Regions from separate parts of the Homo sapiens genome. Here regions 2 and 3 are each linked to region 1. The links are chromatin contacts, found by Hi-C or POLR2A ChIA-PET in ENCODE. All regions are on one chromosome and are shown on one strand. Each heading gives the region's core, a stretch centred on a gene start or an enhancer-like site at or near the end of the contact. The rest is flanking DNA. Distances are from core to core; before and after follow the strand shown. Region 1 overlaps LOC107986256 (a long non-coding RNA gene). Region 2 overlaps EVC (EvC ciliary complex subunit 1). Region 3 holds the start of EVC (EvC ciliary complex subunit 1).

Region 1 (3,942 bases), core at 920-3,419:
CCTGGCCTCAGGTGATCCACCGGCCTCGGCCTCCCAAAGTGCTGGGATTACAGGCGTGAGCCATCGTGCCTGGCTAAAAAAAAAACTTTAATGCTTTTTTATCTATGCTTTCAAAAAGTGTAACTTCCTTACCTTTAACAAATACCACTCCTGCCTAGCTCAAAGTTTGTGTAAAGAGAGAATAATACTATAGATGTGAAACCAATCTGAAAGCTGCTGGGTGCAGTGTGCACGGGGACTATGCTTGTTTTGTCCCCCACTGAGTACCCAGCACTGAGCATAGCCCTGACATGTAGTAGGTGCTCCGTGAATACTGGCTGGAAAAAATGCTTCAGTCATCACATTTGCACTGGAAATCATCATCCTCGACACAGCAGGCCCCTTTTGGTTCTGATTATGCAAATTGGGTCCAGGTGTCTCTCTGAAGTCAGAAAATAAACTCCACATTGCAGGCCAGAGTAGAAAATGCTGCCGTTTCTTGCTGAGTCATCAAGGAGGCCTGAGAAGTTAAGATTAGGTTCTGCCAGCAACAGTTCACATGTAGCTAGAAGGAACTAAAGCTTGTGTCACTGGTATATTGAGGCAAAAGCGTCCAAAATTCCACTTGAAACACTGTTTTATAATTACATATTAAATACCAAGGCAAGGGTGGATTTTTTTTTTTTTTTTTTTTTTTTTCGAGATGGAGTCTTGCTCTGTCATCCAGGCTGGAGTGCCGTGGCGTGATCTTGGCTCACTGCAACCTCCGCCTCCTGGGTTCAAGCAATTCTCCTGCCTCAGCCTCCCAAGTAGCTGAGATTACAGGCGCCCACCACCACACCCGGCTAATTTTTGTATTTTTAGTAGAGACGGGGTTTCACCATGTTGGCCAGGCTGGTCTTGAACTCCTGACCTCGTGATCTGCCCACCTCGGCCTCCCAAAGTGCTGGGATTATAGGCATGAGACACTGTGCCCGGCCAAGGGTGGAATTTAAAATTGCACACAACAGCTCTCTGGCAAGAGTGTGGATGCATCCTGTGGAAATTGGCATTTTTGAGGGTCTGGAGCAGGGTGTCTGAGCTATTGACCCTATTGACACTTTGGGAGGGATATTTATTTGTTGTGGGTGGCTGTCTAGTGCACTGTAGGATGCTGAGCAGCACCCCTGGTTTCTATCCACTAGGGCCAGTAGCACCACTTCACGCCATCCTAGTCACGACAATCAAAAATGTCCCCAGACATTGCCAAATGTTTCCTGGGTGGGGGATCACCCCTGTTGAGAAGTACTGGGCAACAGCAATATTTCTCATGCTAACAAATCAGCACCCATTCATTTTTATTAAGCCCCTGGTAGGCGGCAAACACTCTATTGGGTACTTTGATTCAAAGCTCACAGATAGGAAAAATGGTCCCCACTTTACAAATGAAGAAACTGAAAGAAAGTAACTTGTTCAAGTTGAGTGATTGAATAAATTAATGAATGTCTGACAGCTAGTGTGGTCTTGGTCACAACCAGCTCTTCTGGTTCCCTAGCTGGAACCCTGAGCCCTCCAGAACTGATTCACTGCTAATAAATATCAATTACTCTACAGATAAAGGAAGTGGATTTGGACTGAGGGTGCCTGGAGGACTCTGAGAAAGGGCTCTGACAAATGAACTTCCCCAAAGCAAACCCTCTTTCCCGTCTGTGTTAAAGTTGGTGAAGATAAAGATGGTTTTCTAGATAGTGGCTCTGGGGACACACTGAAGACTCAAAGATTAAAATGTCACCATGTTTCAGCCTGTTTCAGCTTCTACTCAGCTATGACACTGCTTTTATTTACCACTGCACTGTTTTCTTCATTGGGCTGTGAGGGTGGGCATGGGGACCTGTTATTCATTTCTGTTCCTGCTGGTGCCTGGCATGTAATGGGCACATGTTTTTTGGGTGAATGAATGGATAACTGAAGGGACGGAAGGGGGAGGGAGTGTGTGTTACCTCTCTTTGCTCCCTCTAAGACCTCCCCACCCGTCCATCCTTGCTTTGCCAGACCCTTGGCTAAGAAAATGCCAGCCAACACTGTGTTCTCAAGTGACTCTCAGTTCTTAGAAACAAAATGATGGAATTTCAGTATTGGAAAAATGCTTAGACATGACCTCATCCCTACCCAAGCTGGTTCATGAATCATCCCCATAAAATTCCTGGCATGCCAATTAAAACCATTCAGCTGTTCATTCATTCTTTCATTTTGCTGAACATTTGTTAGGTACCTATATCGTTCTGGAGGCAAGGAAGGATGACGATGACAATGATGACCTTGGCCTCAACGAGTCTGCATTTGTTTAGATATGGATTAAGCTGATGAACCAAAGGAATCCCCAAATTCAAAACATAGTCATGCATTGCTTAATGACGGGGATACATTCTGAGAAACGTGTGTTGGGCAATTTCAGCATTGTGCAAACATTGCTGCACAAATCATAGAGAATACTTACACAGCCCTAGGTGGTGAAGCCTACTATATGCCTAGGCTGCATGGTCTAGCCTACTGCTACTAGGCTACAAACCTGTGCAGCATGCTACTGTACTGAACACCATAGGCAACTGTAACACAATGCATTTGTTAACACAAAGTATTCGTGTATCTAAATCTATCTAAATACAGAAAAGGGACTATAAAAATAAGGTATAAAATAAACAATAATAAACTTGGATAGGGTACTTACAATGAATGGAGCTTGCAGGACTGGAGAGTTGCTCTGGATGAGTGAGTAGCTGGTGAGTGAATGGGAAGGCCTAGGACATGACTGTATTATACTTTAGATTTCAGAAACTCTGTACACTTTGGCTACACTCAATTTATAAAAACATATTTTATTTCTTTAATAATAAATTAGCCTTAACTTACTATAACTTTTTTTACTTTATGAACTTTTTAATATTTTTAAACTTTTTGACTCTTTTGTAATAACATAGCATAAAACACAAACATACTGTACAGCTATACAAAATTTCTTTCTTTTTTTTTTTTTTTTTTTGAGATGGGATCTTACTCTTTTGCCCAGGTTGGAGTGCAGTGGCATGATCATAGCCCACAGCAGTCTCCAACTCCTGGGCTCAAGTAATCTTCCCACTTCAGCCTTCTGAATAGCTGGGATGGCAGGCATATGCCATCATGCCCAGATATATATATATTTTTTGTATTTTTGGTAGAGATGGGGTCTTGCTATGTCGCTCAGGCTGGTCTTAAACTCCCAGACTCAAGTGATCCTTCTGTGTACCTCAGCCTTCCAAAGTGTTGGGATTACAGGCACGAGGCACCACACTTGGCCACTTTCTGTCTTTATAACCTGAATCTATAAGCGTTTTTCTACTTAAAAATTTCTTTAGAACTTTGTGTTAAAAACTAAGACACAAATACGCACATTAGCCTAGGTCTCACAGGGTCGGGATCATCAATTTCTGCTTCCACATCTTGCTCACTGGACAGTCTTAGGGGCAGTGACATGCATGGAGCTGTCATCTCCTAGGATAACAATGCCTTCTTCTAGAATCCCTCCTGGGGGACCTGCCTGAGGCTGCTTCATAACTAACTTTTTTCTGCATAAATAGGAGGCACACATTTTAAAATAATGATAAAAGTATAGTAAGTACATAAACTTTTAACATAGTCATTTATTATCATTATCAGGTGTTATGTACTGTATGTAATTCTATGTGCTAAATTCTATGATTGACAGTGCAAGGAGGTGTGTTTACACCAGTACCACTGCAAACACGTGAGGAATGCATTGTGCTACGAAGTCATGATGGCTGCCATGTCACCAGGAAATAGGAATGTTGAGCTCTGTGATAATCTTATTGTACATGTGGTCCATTGCTGCCCAAAATGTCATGATGCTGCACACGACTGTTAAGTGGTATCACCAAGACAGTGTCTATCCTCTCTTAACAGTCCAGAGGCAGTAGGCGGTCCAGGTCA
Region 2 (3,942 bases), core at 627-3,126, 720 kb after region 1:
GGAGGCTGGGGAGCAGGACTGGCCTGTGGCCTCGGCCCAGCACAGAGGTGCCTAGGCCTGAGCTGGGCGTGGCTGGGAGTGGGGGGTGCAGAGTCTGTGCCGAGGGAGATGCCAACGTCCGCCGTCCGCTCCTCCTTTCCCCCTTACTCTCATTCCACAAGCAGCTGCTCTCAGGTGTGCAGGGCCCTTGGCTGCCTCCGGTTGACATTTCCCCCTGTCTTTTCTGAGAGTCCCTGAAATGATGAGGTGGGGCTGGGGAGGGCCTTCTGTAGAATCTGACTGCGGGGAGTCGTGTTGGAAGCCAATCATTCCCCTGAAAATCTCGGCCGTCCTCAGCAGTCAGGCTCTCTGGGGCTCTAACAAAAGCCAGGAACTGCTGGCACTTTGCATTTCCTCCACAGCCCTGTGGGGGCCACAGGGCCAGATTGGCCGGGGGAGATGACTATAAGCCAGGTGGCTTTTCCTCCTTGACCGTTTGTAAATCTGGATTCCCTCCTAGGAGGGTGGCCCTCTGGGGAGCGCTACTGGTGACTAAGTGCCTACATGCTAAGCTGCGTCAGCCTCCCCGCACCCTAGGAGAGACACTTAATCCCCACCTCGGGGGCAGACGCAGATCTCGCTCATGAAGGAGAGGGGGAGTTCATCCCTCTGAGCTCCGCTCTCCCAGGCAGTGCCATTAGTTAATGACCCTGGTGGCTTCTTCTCAGCTGTTAATTAACATGCCCTGGTGGTTCCCAGGACACCCCAGCTATGGTCCTGTGTGTTTCTTTTTGCAGGACGCCCTGGAGAGGACGATGGGGCGGGCGCACATGGCAAAAGTGATTGAGTTTCTGAAGCTGCAAGTCCAGGAGGAGACCAGGTGCCGGCTGGCTGCCATCTCCCACGGCCTGGAGCTGCTGGCTGGTGAGGGGAAGCTGTCCGGGCGGCAGAAGGAGGAGCTGCTCACGCAGCAGCACAAGGCCTTCTGGCAGGAGGCAGAGCGCTTCAGCCGGGGTGAGCCGTGGGCATGGGTGCCGCCGTCCACAACACTGGCCTTCTGGGTCCCTGGGGCTGTGCAGTGAGAGGGCTGGCAGCCTGGGGCAGTGTGCCCATGATGCCGGGCACAGGCTGCCTTTCTGCTTCTGCCCTAGGGACTGGGTCACTGGGCTGCTCTCTGGGGCTCTCTTCCCTTCTCTGTACAGCAGAGTCCATGAGGGCCACTGCCCAGGGCAGGGGTCACCTGCTGCACTCACTCACCAGGGATTCCGGCTGATTGAGTCCCCACGTCCTGCAGCAAAGCCACCAGGAACTGCAGAGGGACAGAGGAGGGTGAAGGGTCTCACTAGAAATTTACACAAAGTGGTCCCTGTCGCCCAGCGGCAGCTCATGGTCATGCTGGAGTCATGTGGCCCTGCTCAGCGGCAGAGTGGGTGAGGGTGGGCCATGGTCCAGCATGTGGGGCAGGAAGGGGAGCCGTGCATGTGTCCCACACATGCTCCTGCCCCAAGGCTGACCCTGGGGTGGGGGTGGGGCAAGGCTCAAGACGTGGAGGCATCTGGGCTTAGCTGAGGTCACACTACTAGTGGGACCTACAGAAAAACCCAGGTGTGTCACCAGCAGGGCGGGCACCATCTCTGCAGCCGACACCAGCTTCCCCAACCTCCAGACAGGAGAAAGCATGAGGGTCCCCACTGAAATTCTGGCTCACAGAGTCACCTCCTATGCTGTGGCTTTTTTCAATCCCAGAGTTTGTCCAGCGAGGCAAAGACCTGGTCACGGCGTCTCTGGCTCACCAGGTGGAGGGAACGGCAAAACTCACGCTGGCCCAAGAGGAGGAACAGAGAAGCTTCCTGGCTGAGGCCCAGCCGACTGCTGACCCGGAAAAGTTTCTCGAGGTGACTCACATCCCCAGCCTCTGCACATGTGGGTGAGCCAGTTGTAGCTCTGTTCCCGTGACTGAGCACGGGACGCCGGAGGTATTCATCAGGCATGAGGTTATCTGCCTACTTCCCATGTGTCAGCCGAGTGACCGAATCTCAGTCCCTTAGCCCCTACATCCCTAGGGTCCTAGTGGACTGTAAGCTGGTGATAAGAGTTGTGCTGCCCTCACTGGGCTGCTGAGAAGAGGAGGGGGTAGGATCCGTAGAGAGCTTGGCAGAGTGCAGACGCATGGCAGGAGCACACAGATGGTGGCAATGGCGTGAAGGGAGCAATGTGTGGCCCAGAGGGGACAAGCATGTCCCGGAGAGTAAGGCAGGCTCACACACCCAGGGACAGGGCCCTTGTGGGTCGGCTGCAAGTCCAGGAGAAGGAAGGGAGTTCCCAGCCTTGCATGTGGGGTTGAGTGGTCAGGGCCAGGAGGTGGCCAAGGTCAGAGGTACCCTTGGTCTTGCCTGAGAAGGGGACAAGAAGACCTGAAGGAGGACAAAAAGCAAGATGTCACCCTCCAAGGAAAAGGAGTCAGCTGGCCCCAGTGCAGGCTCTAAGGACCTGGACTCGCCAGTTCTCAGAGAGACCACCGAGCTCTGGTTTCGCTCTGCTTGCTTTCACTAGTAATGGGCAGTGGGGCTGGGAGAGGACCAGCTTGTCCGTAACCGTCTTGCAGGCTGGTTAAGCATTGGGCGCTGAGGCCAGCCACACTTGGGTTTGGGTGCTGACTCTGCCACTAAATAGCTGGGTGACCTTGGGCATGTTGCTTACCCTCTGGCCCTCAGCTTCCACATCTGTGAAATGGGCATAATGGCACCTATATCACAGCATTGTTAGGATTCAGTGAGACCAAGGAAGGGGCAGCCCCAGCCTCACTGTTTGCCTGGGTCCGCCTGCCCTCCGTCAACACTTGGTACAGCACATCTCAGTTCTGCCAAGGGGTGGGTGGCACCATGTCTGGGTCCAGGCTCAGCCCAGAATAGAGGCCCAGGGGCTCTCCCTGGGGGCCAAGCTGGTGGTGGTGGCACCACTGCAGTGAGAAGCCAATGGAGGGGTCCCCCGAGAACAGAGGACAGGCCTCTAGGTCCCTGGTCCAGCTGCCTCCCTCACCCAGGGGGCCTCTTCCAGGCCCATACTTGGAGCTTCTGCATTTGCCACAAAGGGGTAGGGTAGGTTTTTCTATCTTTGAGACCCATTTGAAATAAGAGGAAGATAAGGCTATTCAGCTCCTCGTTATTTGGATATTTCTGGGCCCCTGTCCTTGATGTCACAGAGCCCAGTGTGAGTCCAGAGTGTGGAGACAGTGCCTGGGTGACCTTGGTGTCCCAGGGCCTCGGTACAGTCCTCGGAACGCCTCAGCGCTGGCGTTCAGGACACGTGGGACGCAGGCAGGGAAGGGTGAATGAGCGCATGCGTGCCTGAATGAACCAGGACATGGACAAATGGGCAAACGAGCGAATGAAGGAGGATGGAATGGGTGGGAGAATGAACGAACGACACCAGGCTCCCAGTACACACTCAGCACCCACCTTTTTCCAGTCCCGCCCTTCTCTCTCATCTCACCTCCTGCCCGTAGCATCACCAAAGATCTTAGGGGGTTTACCTCCTGGTCTCTGCTGCTGCTCGCTGAGCCTGGCTCCCCATCTTCCCTCCAAGGAGTCCTTCCTTGTCCTTAGAGACTCCATTGAAACATCTCCCCAACAGGGAATTTTCTCCTGCAACCCTTCCCTGAGAAGGGTCTGTTCCTCTGTCCTTCTGCCCCACCTCGCCCCTCGCTGATGCTCTGTTTAGGGCTGGCTGGGTCTCCCCCTGCTGATGCCCGGGTTAGCCCAGTCTCCTGCTGCTCTGCTGGGGTCCTCAGGGAAGGGCCTCCACCCCGTGGTCACAGTGGGGCCTGGCTGGTTGCTGACTGCACTGACCTCCAATCGCCAGTCTGTGTCACCCCTGCTGGGTTCCCATCAGTGGGTCTTCCATGGCCTGGGTGGTCAGAAAGTGATGTCTGGGTGGCTGCAGCCAGGACAGAGGAGTGACAGA
Region 3 (3,942 bases), core at 827-3,326, 670 kb after region 1:
AGTGGGAAACAGGCCAGCCGCTGGGCCACCTCTCTGGGGACCTAGAAAGAGGGGAGCTGGTGTCTGAAGTCGCAGCCCTAAGCAAGCTCTCCCTGAACTCTCCGAGGGGACAGGGATTTGCTTTGCCAAGGGACGCAGGAGGAGGAGGAGGAGAAAGACACAAAAAGGGGGACTGGTGGAGCCTTTTGTGTGCTTCCTCATCCCTGCCTAGGTCCTGGGTGACAGCTGACACCTGTTGACGGGGGAGGGCTCCACTCCCGCCAGCCTTCCTGCGGGGCAGGCTGTTAGGCTGTCTATAAAGTCTCAGGCCAGCGAGCCTGGCCCCTGGCAGCCTCTCTCCCCATAACCCAGACCATCCAAGGACAGGCCTTTCCTGACCTAACATGGACAAGGCCATGGGGTTCGAGAAGCTGAGAATTTATAAGCCAAGTTCCCCACACCAGGGGGTACGTGGCAGCTGTCAGGCATGTGACAAGACCACAGGCTAAATGCCAAGCATGTTGCTGGACCGTTGGAGTTGTTTGACAGTCAGTCATTTAAAGGTTAATTTAATAGTCAACAACTTTATGATAAAGTAAAAAGCAAATAACCCTACATTTAAAAAATCTCCTTAGTATTTTTTATGGAGTCAGGGTCTCACTATGTTGCCAAGACTGGTCTTAAACTCCTGGGCTCAGACAATCCTCCACTTGAGCCTCCCAAAGTGCTGGGATTACAGGCGTGAGCAACCACACCTGGCCCAAACACCACATTTTAAAAACTAAAGCCTAAGCATTCATGGAAATGTAAAACAAGAGCGTCAAGTTATTGCCCCCATACATGTCCCCAGGAACCTTGGAGATGCTTCTAAGGTAATATATAAGAAGCTCCACATAGCAGAGAGTTTGCCCTGAAGCCAGACACAGGTGTAAATGAGACAAGAATTCTGCCCCACTCCTTAATTGCAAATGAGTCACCTCTCCTCTCCAGCTGTCAGTTTCTTCATTTATTAAAAAAAGATGAAGAATTTGGATAACAGTTCCCATCTTGCCATGAGGAAATGATGAAACAAACTAGAAACAAGCTGGACATCTAGGCTGAAAGGACAAAGCCCTCCTCTGCTGAAGCAGATCCCCATGGTGTCCCCTAGCCCGGCCCACACAGGGAATTAAGCTCCACAGGGTAGGTGTGTGTGTGTGTGTGCCCCTGAGTGCAAGTGTGCAGTCGTGCATGTGCATGTGTGCTTTACCCAGGCACCCAGGACAAAAGCAAACATCTAGTAGCTACCCCATAAATGTTTGTTTAAAGCAAACACAGTGATGAACTCCTTTAATTTTTTATCACTCTAAACAACTGTGAGATACTCACTAGCCTGGACACTGCCTGGTTTGTGGCTGGCCTATCCCCCAGCCTGCAACACACACACAACAGATTCTCTCCAAGTGCTGAGTAAATGAAGGATGGTGCAGTGTCCTGGTCCTAGTGGGGAGCGGGTGTAAGGGTCTCTTTATCCATTGTCTCAGTGGGGAGTGGGTGTAAGGGTCTCTCTACCCTTGGTCCTAGTGGGGACTAGGTGTAAGGGTCTCTCTACCCATCGTCTCAGTGGGGTCTGGGTGTAAGGATCCCTTTACCCATCCTCCTAGTGGAGACTGAGTGTAACGGTGTCTCCACCCATTGTCTCGACCTTCCCTGGGACAAAATAAGATTAAAACAGGAGTCTTCGCGTGAGCAAGTTCAGAGGCGTGGAGGGCGGTGTGTTCCCGGGAAGGTTGATGGGTAGAGGTTAGGGGCAAGGGCAGGGGGTTGGAATTGCATTGATCCCAGCGTCTTCATCAGGAGGATGGGCGGAGCACCCACCGCAGAGGGTTATTGAGAAAGTTAATGAGATCATTAAGCTAAATGCGTAGCATATTCTAAGCCTCAAAAAACTTAAAGGAGCCTTCTAAGCCTCAGTAAAGTTAAAGGGGTGGAAACCGGGCCCCCCTCCGGAAGGGTCCGGGGCTGGGAGGCGCGTCTGTCTCTGGGCATGCTCAGTGCAGGGGCAGGGCTGGGGCGGGGGTGGCTGAAAGTTTTGAGCGGTGATCCAGGCTCCTCCCTCCGGCTCGGCGAAGCAGGGAAGGGGAGAGAAGCAGGAGTCGGGAGACTGCACAGGCCAGAAAGTCTGCGGAGCGGGCCGCGCCCCTGGCCCGCCCGGGCTCCAAGTCCCGCGTCGCCGCCCTGGCGGGGACGGTGCAGCAGGCGGCGGGATGCGGCGGGGCGGCAGCCTGAGCGCCCCGGATGGCCCGCGGCGGGGCGGCCTGCAAGAGCGACGCGCGGCTGCTGCTGGGGCGGGACGCGCTGCGGCCGGCGCCCGCCCTGCTGGCCCCCGCCGTGCTGCTGGGCGCCGCGCTCGGCCTCGGCCTCGGCCTTTGGCTTGGCTGCCGCGCGGGCCGCCAGCGCACGCGACACCAGGTGGGTCGGCCGAGCAGACAGCGGCGGGGCGGGGAGCGCGGGGCGCGTGGCTTCTGGGTCCTGCGGGCCCGGAGCCCCGGCTCTGCGACTCCTTGAGCCTGGTTGGGAACTTCGCACGCAACCGCTTAGGCGTCGGGTTCCCCTTCTGCTCCAGGAGGGAGGTGGCGGCGTGACTAAAGGGCATTGGCCTGGGGTCCCCTGCGGTGCCTGTTACATCCCACTCCGTTGGGTGATCCTTGACAGCAGCCCAACTGCGCCACGCCTCGGTCTCCTCATCTGCAGCACCAAGGGTTTGGACAGGACGCTGGCCCTGCTCGCCATGGTGGACAGAAGGACGGCTGGGGCTCCCACGCCTGAATGCCTATTCCTGCTTCTGCCTCTTCCATCCTTGCGGTGTGGGTTACGTCGCCTGGCCTGAGTCCCAGCTGCCACATTGGCATTCATTTTTTCATTCACCCCACAGTAAAAGTTTTCAGGCACCTTCTACAGCCAGTCACTGGCCTAGGGACGACATTCATGAGCGGGAGAGACCCTGCCTTGAGGCTGTGAACCTCAAGGAGAAGGACGAATTGCAAGTTTGCAAGTAAACTATCGGTTATGACACCGCATGGGGAGTCTGCGATGGGACGCTGGCAATGCTAGCGTTTATTAAGTGCTGTGTACCAGGCACTGAACTAGACCCTCTCCCTAAATGATCTCAATGAATCTCCACAACAGTTTGTCTCTGCTTTGCAGATGAGGAAACTGAGGCACAGAGAGGTTAAGCAACTTACTAAAGTGACAGAAGTGTCTAACCCCAAAGCCACTGTGTTCTTCATGGATGAGGGTCGGGGTGGCTGCCTGAAGGAGACCAGTGGATGCTTCCTATGCAAGTGGCCCTCATGGAATTGGCTGTGCATGGCAACACCTGGCATATAGCAGGCATTCCATGAATAGTGGTATGGCCACTATTTTAGGTCCTTGCAACTTCTGCCTCTTTGGGGTGGGAGGAGAGTAAAGTCTGCGCGATCAGAAACAAGATGGCGTGGTCTTGCTACCCCCATTTCTGGCCCGTGGGAAGATGAGACAGATCTTGTGCGGTTTCCATGTAGGCACAGGCTCTTTCAGAATATAGGGGAATTTGGTGACTCATGGGGAGCATTACACCGCAAAGAGCTGATGAGGGCTGAAACTGAGATAATGCAAGATGCTCGTAGGTGAGTTGGGGGTTGTCAGATCCTGCTGGTGATTAAGAGACACTAAGAGATGCTGGCTTGTTGCATGGAGAGAGAAAGGGAAGTAACACACAGAGACTTGGCTGGGTGTCCTGTGCAATGTTTATAGACATCTGGTTCTTTATCCTCCAGCCCATGAGGTGGAGGAACTGCCATTATCCCCACTTTACAGTGAGGCAGGGGATGCTCTGCAAGGGTGTTTGTCCAGGGTGCCACGATGAGTAAACAGTGGGACTGAATTTCAACCCTAGTTGGTTTGAACCCCAAAGCTAGAGCCTTAAGTATCTGCTACCTGGTG

What was found. Hi-C counts contacts between places; a loop is a spot of excess contacts on that map. ChIA-PET counts read pairs that join two places held with the same protein, here RNA polymerase II (POLR2A). Pooled maps may share reads with other maps.
Region 2: a map of posterior vena cava shows a loop between it and region 1 (36-fold over the local background). The contact joins two enhancer-like sites. A Hi-C loop is called at or near these places in 1 of 168 maps with a recorded cell type or tissue (posterior vena cava). POLR2A ChIA-PET finds 5 or more read pairs at or near these places in 2 of 52 experiments (AG04450 and endothelial cell of umbilical vein).
Region 3: a map of IMR-90 shows a loop between it and region 1 (5-fold over the local background). The contact joins the promoter of EVC here to the enhancer-like site in region 1. A Hi-C loop is called at or near these places in 3 of 168 maps with a recorded cell type or tissue (IMR-90, chondrocyte and endothelial cell of umbilical vein) and 2 of 50 pooled maps. POLR2A ChIA-PET finds 5 or more read pairs at or near these places in 1 of 52 experiments (AG04450).

The regions. Positions count from the first base shown.
Region 1 is chr4:5,036,007-5,039,948 of GRCh38, forward strand. LOC107986256 (a long non-coding RNA gene) reads right to left here. Exons shown (of 3, transcript XR_007058005.1): 3 at 3,616-3,942. It also overlaps a transcript of STK32B not described here. Among named protein-coding and RNA genes, the nearest start is that of STK32B, 14 kb to the right of the region's middle. Within about 2 kb of position 2,170, at least 5 of the 41 ENCODE cell types and tissues checked have a DNase peak (open chromatin) inside an H3K27ac peak, as active enhancers do; they include endothelial cell of umbilical vein, where a contact is called at or near this core.
Region 2 is chr4:5,752,060-5,756,001 of GRCh38, forward strand. EVC (EvC ciliary complex subunit 1) reads left to right here. Exons shown (of 21, transcript NM_153717.3): 9 at 777-993; 10 at 1,726-1,874. Among named protein-coding and RNA genes, the nearest start is that of EVC, 43 kb to the left of the region's middle. RefSeq lists an enhancer at 885-1,840. Within about 2 kb of position 1,877, at least 4 of the 41 ENCODE cell types and tissues checked have a DNase peak (open chromatin) inside an H3K27ac peak, as active enhancers do; they include endothelial cell of umbilical vein, where a contact is called at or near this core.
Region 3 is chr4:5,709,125-5,713,066 of GRCh38, forward strand. EVC (EvC ciliary complex subunit 1) reads left to right here and starts at 2,077. Exons shown (of 21, transcript NM_153717.3): 1 at 2,077-2,430. The coding sequence starts at 2,257. It also overlaps a transcript of EVC2 not described here. RefSeq lists silencers at 2,036-2,085, 2,136-2,285 and enhancers at 2,756-2,825, 3,411-3,720.